Linked DNA regions of Homo sapiens: region 1 is linked to region 2. Evidence: read pairs that join two places in POLR2A ChIA-PET (ENCODE). Cell type or tissue: endothelial cell of umbilical vein. All regions are shown on one strand. Links, peaks and the distances in the headings refer to the core of each region. The heading gives the core; the rest is flanking DNA.

The links. Peaks named below come from ENCODE experiments on the same cell type or tissue, not always from the same donor. Only the 100,000 strongest peaks of a DNase experiment are listed, where the experiment ranks them.
Region 1: POLR2A ChIA-PET joins it to region 2 with 11 read pairs; 5 of 35 experiments call an interaction of 5 or more read pairs at or near these places.

The regions. Positions count from the first base shown.
Region 1 is chr1:28,720,182-28,725,563 of GRCh38, forward strand. No RefSeq gene overlaps it. Among named protein-coding and RNA genes, the nearest start is that of YTHDF2, 14 kb to the right of the region's middle. In endothelial cell of umbilical vein, for the core only: no CTCF peak of the experiment used is centred there; no DNase peak of the experiment used is centred there.
Region 2 is chr1:29,030,478-29,035,859 of GRCh38, forward strand. It overlaps EPB41 (erythrocyte membrane protein band 4.1), which reads left to right. Exons shown (of 21, transcript NM_001376013.1): 8 at 1-10; 9 at 2,616-2,768; 10 at 5,349-5,382. Among named protein-coding and RNA genes, the nearest start is that of TMEM200B, 91 kb to the right of the region's middle. In endothelial cell of umbilical vein, for the core only: a CTCF peak has its summit at 3,587 (motif pointing left); DNase peaks (open chromatin) are centred at 2,614 and 3,534.

The sequences.
Region 1 (5,382 bases), core at 197-5,196, 310 kb before region 2:
AATAAGAGTGAAACTGTCTCAAAAAAAAAAAAAAGATTTGGACTCTTTGTCCCTAGAATTTCCATTCTTAGGCAGCCCTATTTGAGCCCTTTCCAGGTTTCGTTCCCAAGTCCTGGAACACCTTTCTTAGCCCTGAGTTAGGCAATTTGACTTCCTCTAGAGGGTTCTACTTGCCTCAGACTCCCCTATCCACACTACATCATCCTTCCTCTCTAGCTCTTTTGGGAACCATGATTTAGTCCCCAAATTCTGCCATGTTAGTATTTTTGCCTTCCTGCCATGGCAGTAACTCTTTCAACTCTTGAGATGATCATCTTTCCCAACTAAAGGAATGCCACCCCCAGGGCCCAAACCTGAGCATACATTCCTAGACCGCAGTCTTCACTAACTACAACAGCCTTGCTGACACCGTTAGTCACCTGAATTGAAGCCCTTTTGCAATGTGCTTGCATAGTGGCGTTAGGCAAGTTCCCCCAAGACACACGGACTCTAAAAACCCATCTTCTACACCTGATTGATTACCCCTGGCCCACGGCCCTAGGCTTAGACATATCTTGTTTTCCTGGGTAACTTACTTCAGCCCAGTATGAGTAACAATACATATACAAAATATCAGCCGGACGTGGTGGCGGGTGCCTGTAGTCCCAGCTACTCGGGAGACTGAGGCAGAAGAATGGCGTGAACCCGGGAGGCGGAGCTTGCAGTGAGCCGAGATCACACTACTGCACTCCAGCCTGGGTGACAGAGTGAGACGCTGCCTCAAAAAAAAAAAAAAATTACATAAACACATGGATTTATTTTTCTAGTTTGAGAACAAGAATGAACAATAGGTTTGGATTGCATATAAGGGTAAACATGAGGCTGAGTTAGGACCCAGAGAGAAAGAGCTTCCTCACTGGGCTTTGTAGGAGGTACTCTTAAGAAAAGCACACATAGAATTTACCTGATTTCAAAATTTACTTTTTTTTTTTTTTTGTGAGGCGGAGTCTGACTCCGTCGCCCAGGCTGGAGTGCAGTGGTGTGATCTCGGCTCACTGCAAGCTCCACCTCCCGGGTTCGCTCATGCCATTCTCCTGCCTCAGCCTCCCAAGTAGGCGGGACTACAGGCGCCCACCACTACGCCCGGCTAATTTTGTTTTTGTATTTTTAGTAGAGACGGAGTTTCACTGTGTTAGCCAGGATGGTCTCAATTTCCTGACCTCGTGATCCGTCCGCCTCGGCCTCCCAAAGTGCTGGGATTACAGGTGTGAGCCACCGCGCCCATCCTCAAAGTTTACTTTAAAAAAAAAAAAAAAAGGGGCCGGGCGCAGTGGCTCACGCCTGTAATCCCAGCACTTTGGGAGGCCGAGGCGGGCGGATCACGAGGTCACGAGATCGAGACCATCCTGGTTAATACGGTGAAACCCCGTCTCTACTAAAAATACAAAAAATTAGTCGGGCATGGTAGCGGGCGCCTGTAGTCCCAGCTACTTGGGAGGCTGAGGCAGGAGAAGGGCGTGAACCTGGGAGGCGGAGCTTGCAGTGAGCCGAGATCGCGCCACTGCCCTCTAGCCTGGGCGAGAGCGAGACTCCGTCTCAAAATAAATAAATAAAATAAAATAAAATAAAATATTTAAAAAGTCTCTGATGTTTTCTTTTTCTTTTTTTTTTCCTTTGTGAGACGGAGTCTTGCTCTGTTGCCGAGGCTGGAGTGCAATGGCGTGATCTCTGCTCACTGCAACCTCCACCTCCCGAGTTCAAGTAATTCTTCTGCCTCAGCCTCCCGAGTAGCTGGGAGTACAGACATGCGCCACCACGCCCGGCTAATTTTTTGTATTTTTAGCAGAGACGGGCTTTCGCCATGTTGGCCGGGATGGCCTTGAATTCCTGGCCTCAAGTGATCAGCCCGCCTCGGCCTCCTAAAGTGCTGGGATTACAGGCATGAGTCACCACGCCCGGCCCTCTGGTGTTTTCTTAAATATGTCTATACATTATAAAGCAAACTGGATGCCCACAGCCATGATTCAGCCTGAAGACTGACTTACATTTTTTTTCTTTTTTTTTTGAGACGGTGTTTCGCTCTTGTTGCCCAGGCTGGAGTGCAATGGCGCGATGGCGGCTCACCGCAACCTCCGCCTCCTGGGTTCAAGCCATTCTCCTGCCTCAGCCTCCCAAGTAGCTGGGATTACAGGCATGCGCCACTATGCTCGGCTAATTTTGTATTTTTTACTAGAGACGGGGTTTCTCCATGTTGGTCAGGCTGGAATTGAACTCCCGATCTCAAGTGATCCTCCCACCTTGGCCTCCCAAAGGGCTGGGATTACAGGCGTTGAGCCACCGCTCCCAGCCTGACCTACATTTTTGTTGTGTTTTTATTTTTTATTGAACATGTATACACGAATGAATACAAATCATAATTCTACAACTTGATAAGGCTAGTCAACACCCATGAAACCAGCTTCTAGATCAGAAGAAATAAATTACCAGCACCGCACCTACCACGATAACCACTACCTACCTCTTTAAAACTATAGCTTGCTTTTGCCTCTTTTTGAGCTCTTTGTGACTGGCTTTCTTCTTCACTCAACATTATTGAGATTAATCCATAAAGTTGTTTGAAGTTGTAGTTGGTTCTTTCTCATTGCTACATAGAACATGTGACTTTGGCCGGGCGCGGTGGCTCACGCCTGTAATCCCAGCACTTTGGGAGGCCGAGACGGGCGGATCACGAGGTCAGGAGATCGAGACCATACTGGCTAACACGGCGAAACCCCGTCTCTACTAAAAATACCAAAAATTAGCTGGGCGTGGTGGCGGGCGCCTGTAGTCCTAGCTACTTAGGAGGCTGAGGCAGGAGAATGGAGTGAACCCGGGAGGCGGAGCTTGCAGTGAGCCAAGATCGCGCCACTGCACTCCAGCCTGGGCGACAGAGCGAGACTCCGTCTCAAAAAAAAAAAAAAAAAAAAAAAAAGAACATGTGACTTTGCCACAAATGATCCTTCCTACTAATGGTGGGTAGTTTCCAGTTCGGACTACTATAATAATGCCTCTATGAACGTTCCTGGGGCCGGGTGTGGTGGCTCATGCTTGTAATCCCAGCACTTTGAGAGGCCCAGTTGGTACCATTGCTTGAGGCCAGAAGTTCGAGACCAGCCTGGGCAACACTGTGAACCCCATCTCTACAAAAAAATACAAAAATTAGCTGGATGCGGTGATGGCATGCCTGTATTCCCAGCTACTCAGAAGGCTGAGATGGGAGGATCACTTGAGCCTGGGAGGTCTAGGCTGCAGTAAGCCATGATTGCACCACCACACTCCAGTCTGGGTGACAGAGTGAGACCCTATCTCAAAAACAAAACAAAACAGCTGGGCGCGGTGGCTCACGCCTGTACTTCTAGCACTTTGGGAGGCCGAGGTGGGCAGATCATGAGGTCAGGAGTTCAAGACCAGCTTGACCAACATGGTGAAACCCTCTCTACTAAAAATACCAAAATTAGCCAGGCGTGGTGGTGTGCACCTGTAATCCCAGCTACTCAGGAGGCTGAGGCAAGAGAATCACTTGAAACTGGGAGGTGGAGGTTGTAGTAAGCCGAGATCGTGCCATTGCACTGCACTCCAGCCTGGGCAACAGAGCAAGACTCCATTTCAAAAAAAAAAAAAAGAATAAAAAAACAAAAAATAAACTACCATCAGAAGGCTTGACAACAGTGGGTTCACATTTCCTTATAGTAACACTTGACTGGAATGACACATGTCTTAGGACATGACATCTTCACAGACCCTGCCACTTCTATTACAAATGCAGACATGCAGACATATTTATTTTGGTAGCCCTTTTTTTTTCTTAAATTCAATAATCTCTTAGAACACGCTTCCCCCAGAAAACTGCAAAGCTTATTTATTTATTTATTTTGAGACAGAGTCTCACTCTATCACCCAGGCTGGAGTACAGTGGCGTGATCTCAGCTCACTGCAACCTCTGAGTAGCTGGGATTACAGGCATGTGCCACCATGCCCAAGTAATTTTTTTTTTGTATTTTTAGTAGAGACAGGGTTTCACCATGTTGGTGAGGCTGGTCTCGAACTCTTGACCTCAGGTAATACACCTGCCTCGGCCTCCCAAAGTGCTGGGATTACAGGCATGAGCCACTGCACCTGGCCTTTGTTTTTTTTTCTTAAATTCAATAATCTCTTAGGACACGCTTCCCCTAGAAAACTGCAAAGCTTATTTCTTTTTTTTTTTTTTTCCTTGAGACAGAGTCTTGCTCTATCGCCGGCTGGAGTGCAGTGGCGCGATCTCAGCTCACTGCAACCTCTGCCTCCTGGGTTCAAATGATTCTCCTGCCTCAGCCTCCTGAGTAGCTGGGATTACAAGCGTGCCACCCTGCCTGGCTAATTTTTTGTATTTTCAGTAGAGATGGGGGTTTCACCATGCTGATCAGGCTGGTCTTGAACTCCTGACCTCGTGATCAAGGCCTCCCAAAGTGCTGGGATAACAGGCGTGAGCCACCACGCCCAACCTCTTTTTTTTTGAGACTGAGTTTTGCTCTTGTTGCCCAGGCTGGAGTGTAATGGCTCGATCTCCACTGCAATGTCCACCTCCCGAGGTTGGAGCAATTCTCCTGCCTTAGCCTTCCGAGTAGCTGGGATTATAGGCGCCCACCACCACGCCTGGCAAATTTTCCATACTTTTTTTTTTAGTAGAGATGGGGTTTCACCATGATGGCCAGGCTAGTCTCAGACCCCGGACCTCAGGTGATCCACCCGCCTTGGCCTCTCAAAGTGCTGGGATTACAGGCGTGAGCCCCTGCACCTGGCCTGCAAAGCTTATTTCTTCATTTTCTTCAAGTATCTGTTCATATGTTACTTTATCAGAGAGGACTTCCTTAATACCCGCCCTATAAAAAATGGTAACCTCCCCCTGCACTATGGTTCTTGTTTTCCTTTATTCTCTTTACTTTGCTTTATTTTTCTCTGTTTTACTTATGTGATGTATGTTTATTTTCTCCCTCCAACTACAATGGAAGCTCTGTGAGATCAAGGACTTTTCTTTTTCTTTTTCTTTTTTTTTTTTGGAGACAATCTTACTCTGTCGCCCAGGCGGGAATGCAGTGGCACAATGGTGGCTCATTCAGCCTTCACCTCCCTATGCTCAGGTGATCCTCCCATCTCAGCAGGCTGAGCCTCCTAAGTAGCTGGGACTATAGGCACTAATTTTTTTTTTTTTTTTTTTTTTTTTTGTATTTTTAGTAGAGACAGAATTTCACCATGTTGGCCAAGCTAGTCTCGAACTCCTGATCTCAGGTGATCCACCTGCCTTGGCCTCCTAAAGTGCTGTAATTATAGGCGTGAGCTACTGCACCTGGCCAAGACTCTTTAATAAATGTGATTGGTATACAACAC
Region 2 (5,382 bases), core at 307-5,306:
TAAAGCAAAGGTAATGATAACTTTGCCCTTTATTAATATGCATGTGGAAGATATTATATGATACATGTCTGTTATGTATGTATCACATCTGTGTCATATAATACTTTTTAACAACATCTGGGGTATTTTAAAACATTCAAAAGAGATAGTAGACTGGGCACAGCAGCTCATGCCTGTAGTCCCAGCTACTGGGGAGGCTGAGGCGGGAGGATCACTTGAGTCCAGGAGATCGAGCGTACAGTGAGCCCTGATTGTGCCACTGCACTCCAGCCCTGGCGACAGAGCAAGACCCCGTCTCAAAAAAAAAAAAGAGAGAGAAATAGTACTTCTTGTTAGCTTTTTTTTGTTTTGTTTTGTTTTTTTGAGATGGAGCCTTGCTCTGTCTCCCAGGCTGGAGTGCAGTGGCATGATCTCGGCTCACTGCAAGCTCCGCCTCCCAGGTTCACGCCATTCTCCTGCCTCAGCCTCCTGAGTAGCTGGGACTACAGGCGCCAGCTACCACGCCTGGCTAATTTTTGTATTTTTAGTAGAGACGGGGTTTCACCGTGGTCTCGATCTCCTGACCTCGTGATCCGCCCGCCTCGGCCTCCCAAAGTGCTGGGATTACAGGCGTGAGCCACCGTGCCCGGCCTCTTGTTAGCATTTTAAGTGTATCAGTTAAATCAGTCAACTGTATCAATTGAATTTGCCCCATAGCAATTCCACCCTCAGAATAAAGTTTCATATCCAAGCTACTGTTAAGATCAAAAGATAGCCCCTAGAGAAAAAGAAATTGATTTTCCTAACATGCAGTAACATTTGAAAATATAGAGCAGTGGGCAGCAAGTCCTGTTTCACAGCCAGCATCACCTACATCGAATCACTGAGGATGTTCATTAAATATGTAGATCCCTGAGCTTCTCTCAGATGTATGGAATTAATTTGGAGGCGAGGTTCTAGAATGTCTTGGTTTAATGAGCACCCAAATGATTCTAATTCATGCCTGAATCTGAGAACCACTGGCCTAGAGTAGTGGTTCTCAAAGTATGGTGTCTGAGCCAGCAACATTTAACATCACCTAGGAACTTGTTAGAAATGCACATTTCAGGCCCCATCCCAGGCCTGCTGAGTTAGACTCTCTGGAGGTGGAGCTCAGCAATCCATTTTAAGTTCTCCAGGTTGTTCTGATGCACACTGAATGAACCACAGTGGCTCATTCAAAAACCACTTGGGTAGGGCCCTGGAAACTTGAGCTTTAATCCTAGTTCTACCTAATACAGCCTAACAGAATGAATCCTTAAGGAAAGTCTCCTTACTTCTCTCTTCTTCAGCTACTAAAGTTGCTGGGGAGGTCCAGTGCCAGGCGTGGTGGCTCACACCTGTAATCCCAACAATTTGGGAGGCTGAGGCGGCCGATCGCTCAAGCTCAGGAATTCAAGACCAGACTGGGGAACATGGTGAAATCCCGTCTCCATAGAAAATACAAAAAATTAGTCAGGCATGGTGGCACGTGCCTTTGGTGGTCCCAGCTACTCAGGAGGCTGAGGTGGGAGGATTGCTTGAGCCCAGGAGGTAGAGGCTGCAGTGAGCCTAGATTGCACCACTGCACTCCAGCCTGGGTGACAGTTGAGACTCTGTCTTAAAAAAAAAAAAAAAAAAGAAAAAAGTTGTTCTGGATTATTTTGGGCTGGGTACTACAACTTCTATGAATCTCTAAAGTATATTGTAGGAAGATCAGTACATCAGATTAGGTATGTTTCTAAAACTGAAATGGTTAGATTTTGCTTCACAATTCCTGCTGGAAGCTGGTGTCAATTCAGGTATTGATGGAGTCAGGCAGCATGTTCCCTTCCCAAATATTGTAAAGCAAATTGTTTCTCCAAAGTGAAATGTAGTTATACCCACAAGCTTTAAAAATTTAAGAGGGCATCTTCTGGGAAATTCTCAGTTACATAGTCACTGAATTGGAACTGTATGTAATTCCTGCTTCTCTGTTATAACACGTGTAGGCACTAATATATTTCTCTATACTCATTTTGGGGGAAAGAGTAGTCAAGAAGCATTTAACTTTGTGTTTTGATTACTTAGCTAAACAAACTGTTAGCTGTAGGGACTAACTTAGGTGAAATTTATTTTCTTTGAATTATAGACATAGATGATTAATATTACATATTTAATTTTTTAAAGTTGTCTTTAATAAAGAGGCATATAAATATGATTTCATTGTGCCTTAATGTAACTTCTTGACTTAGGGATCATATTTTTAATTTAATATACTTAACATCAATTTTAAGAACCTAAGATTGTCTTATGCTGAGTTTATATAGGAATAGAGTCAACTCCTACATTTAACATCATTTCTGGAGCTGTTAACACTTTATCATAAAAAAACAAGAATTAATAATTGTGCGTGTATATTTGGTAGTATACATAGCTCTAAGCCCTGCTCTCCAGGAAGTCATGACTGCTGATTTAAACATAATAGGTCCATAAATTATAACTGTTAGGCTGAGCTTTATTTTTCATTGTATGTTTTGTAACTGTTTTTGGTTGTTATCTTCAGATTATCTAGTAATAGTCAACAGTGTATTGAGTACTTTGCTCCAGACTGAAATCCTAACATTTTTCTTTTTCAGGACTTGGAAGGAGTAGATATCATCCTAGGTGTCTGCTCTAGTGGCCTTCTGGTTTACAAAGATAAGCTGAGAATTAACCGCTTCCCTTGGCCCAAAGTGCTGAAGATTTCTTATAAACGTAGTAGCTTTTTCATCAAGATTCGGCCTGGAGAGGTACAGAATTTATATTTCCTTCCTCCCAAACCAGACACAGTCTGTATCTGAAATATCTACATTTCCATTTTCCTTATTAAGTCATCTGAGAAGTCTCTCTATAGTTAACTATTGAAGGGCTGATAATTCCGTTTTCTAAGTTGATCAGTCCTGTGATGCTACTTCTTTTCCTTACTACTGGTCTTCTGGACATTTCACTTTTTGTAAGTAAATATACCATTGCAAAAAGTTAAACTTGGACTGATACATTTGTTCCTTGTTTACGCCAAGCAAAAACTTAATGGAAAAATATTTTTAAATTGAGTAGCATGAGATTTTAAAATTATTTATAGGGATAAATTACTCATGTTTGGCATCACCAATCCTTTATCTCATATAATTAAAATTTATTTGTATGCATAGCTTCTCGTGGTTACTGAGAGTGAGTTCTAGGGCCAAGTTCTAGATTTTTAATAAGAGTTGGATGTTCAACTTTGTACCAGTTAATTCATTTATTAGTTGGTTTGGGGATATACTAATGCTGGCCAAATTTAACTTTTGTATTGAAGAGCCATTATGGAATAGCATAAAATTGTTTAAGTAGGAATTAAAGTTTTTTAAAAAGTTCTGACTTCTTTTCTGCCACATACTAAGCAAAAGACCTGGACAAATCTAAGGCTCAGCTTCCTTGTCATTTGGGCAGGATAATACCTTCTCCATCATAGTTATTTGAAGATCAAATGAGATGACAGCTGTGTAAGTTCTATATAGGAAATGATACTAACCTAAGGTGGCTTTTGTGTGTATATATCACCATCTGCTGGTGAATAATGGCTAATTATTTGTGCCTGCAAATTCTGGATGTGGAGCCTTAAAAATCTTGGATAGGGATTACCATAGAAGCATTTATTTTGTACCATAATTATTTTACCTATGCCTAGCACAGAGCAGTCAGTGTCTTCCCTTAAAATTTCAAATTCAAGAGTTATTCAATCAACAAATATTTATTGAGAGCTTTCCTGTGTTGGACACTATTCTAGGGACTAGGAATATAACAGCAAATTAGAATCTCATCCCTCACACACGTTAATATGAAAATGGGAAATCCTTAGCTTCTAAAAATGTAGAATTCTTATTTAGAAGGCAATCAGGAACAACAGGATTTTGAGAAAAAGTATTGTGGCAGCAGTAGATGATTTAGCAGTGGCATGGTATGGTGAAGAGGGTAAAAATCTGGTTCTGTCATTTCATAGCTGTCAGTCTGAGCAAATAACTTCTCTGACCTCAGTTTCTTCATGTCTAAAAATATAGATGATATTATCTAATCATAGTGTTACTGGCAATAGTAGGCACTCAAAATAAATGTCAGTTTCCTTTCCATCTTATAAAATATGCTTAAAGTAGAAATAAAGAGGCAAGAGGTCAGCAGGACAGTGTTTCTAGTAACCCTGGGAGAATATGTTTTGCTTCAGTATAAGAGGAATCTAGATAAATTAATGATCAATCAAAGGAAAAAAGAAATATTTAATGATTCAAGAATCTGAGGAATAAGTTCAAGAGATCTATTGTACAACATGGTGACTATCATTAATAACAATGTATTGTTCTCTTGAAAAATTGCTAAGAGACTAGATTTTAAGTTTTCTCACCACAAAAAAATAATAAGTGTGTCAGGTAATACATATGTTAATCAGCTCAATTTAGCCATTTCACAATGTATACGTGTTTCTTGGGTTTGTTTGTTTGTTGTTTTTTTTTTTTTTTTTTTTTTTTGGAAGAAGAAGTCTCGCTTTGTCACCCAGGCTGGAGTGCAGTGGCGCCATCTCAGCTCACCGCAACCTCTACCTCTCAGGTTCAAGTGATTCTCCTACCTCAGCCTCCTGAGTAGCTGGAATTACAGGCGCGTGCCACCATGCCCGGCTAATTTTTTTTGTATTTTTAGTAGAAATGAGGTTTCACCATGTTGGTCAGGCTGGTCTTGAACTCCTGACCTTGTGATCTGCCCACCTCGGCCTCCCAAAGTGCTGGGATTACAGGCGTAAGCCACCGTGCCTGGCAGGTATACATATTTCAAAACAACATGTTGTAGATGATAAGTATGTACAATTTTTATTTGTCAATTTAAAAAATTGATTTAAAAATCTGGCTTGAACTAAAATCTTTAGCTCCTATTACTAATTTCTATTGCATAATAATATTGATTGATTGGAGGACTTGGTCAATATCCCATTCCCTGTTCATTGAACAGTGTCCCAAATGCAGATAGTGACTAAGGAAAAGCAGTGTCTGGACAATCAAGAGGTGACTTAATTGTGTCTCAGAAAAATGTATAATGAATGTGTGTGTGTTTTCTGGAAAAAAAAAAAAAAGCTTAAATTATATGAGATGCATTCCCTGGCTTTCTTGCTTTGGAAAAAGCCACCCTCAGTGAGTGAATTTCTTTCAGTAAGTAGGAAAAAATTCCAAATGACATTTTATGTCCTTAAATTGGTAACAATGGCCTCTTCTGTGGCACCATATTTCTCTGGTACTGTATCACTGTAATCTGGTACTGTATCACATGTAATACTTCATGTCCCATGTTTATTTGTGTTTTTGTAGCAAGAGCAGTATGAAAGTACCATCGGATTCAAAC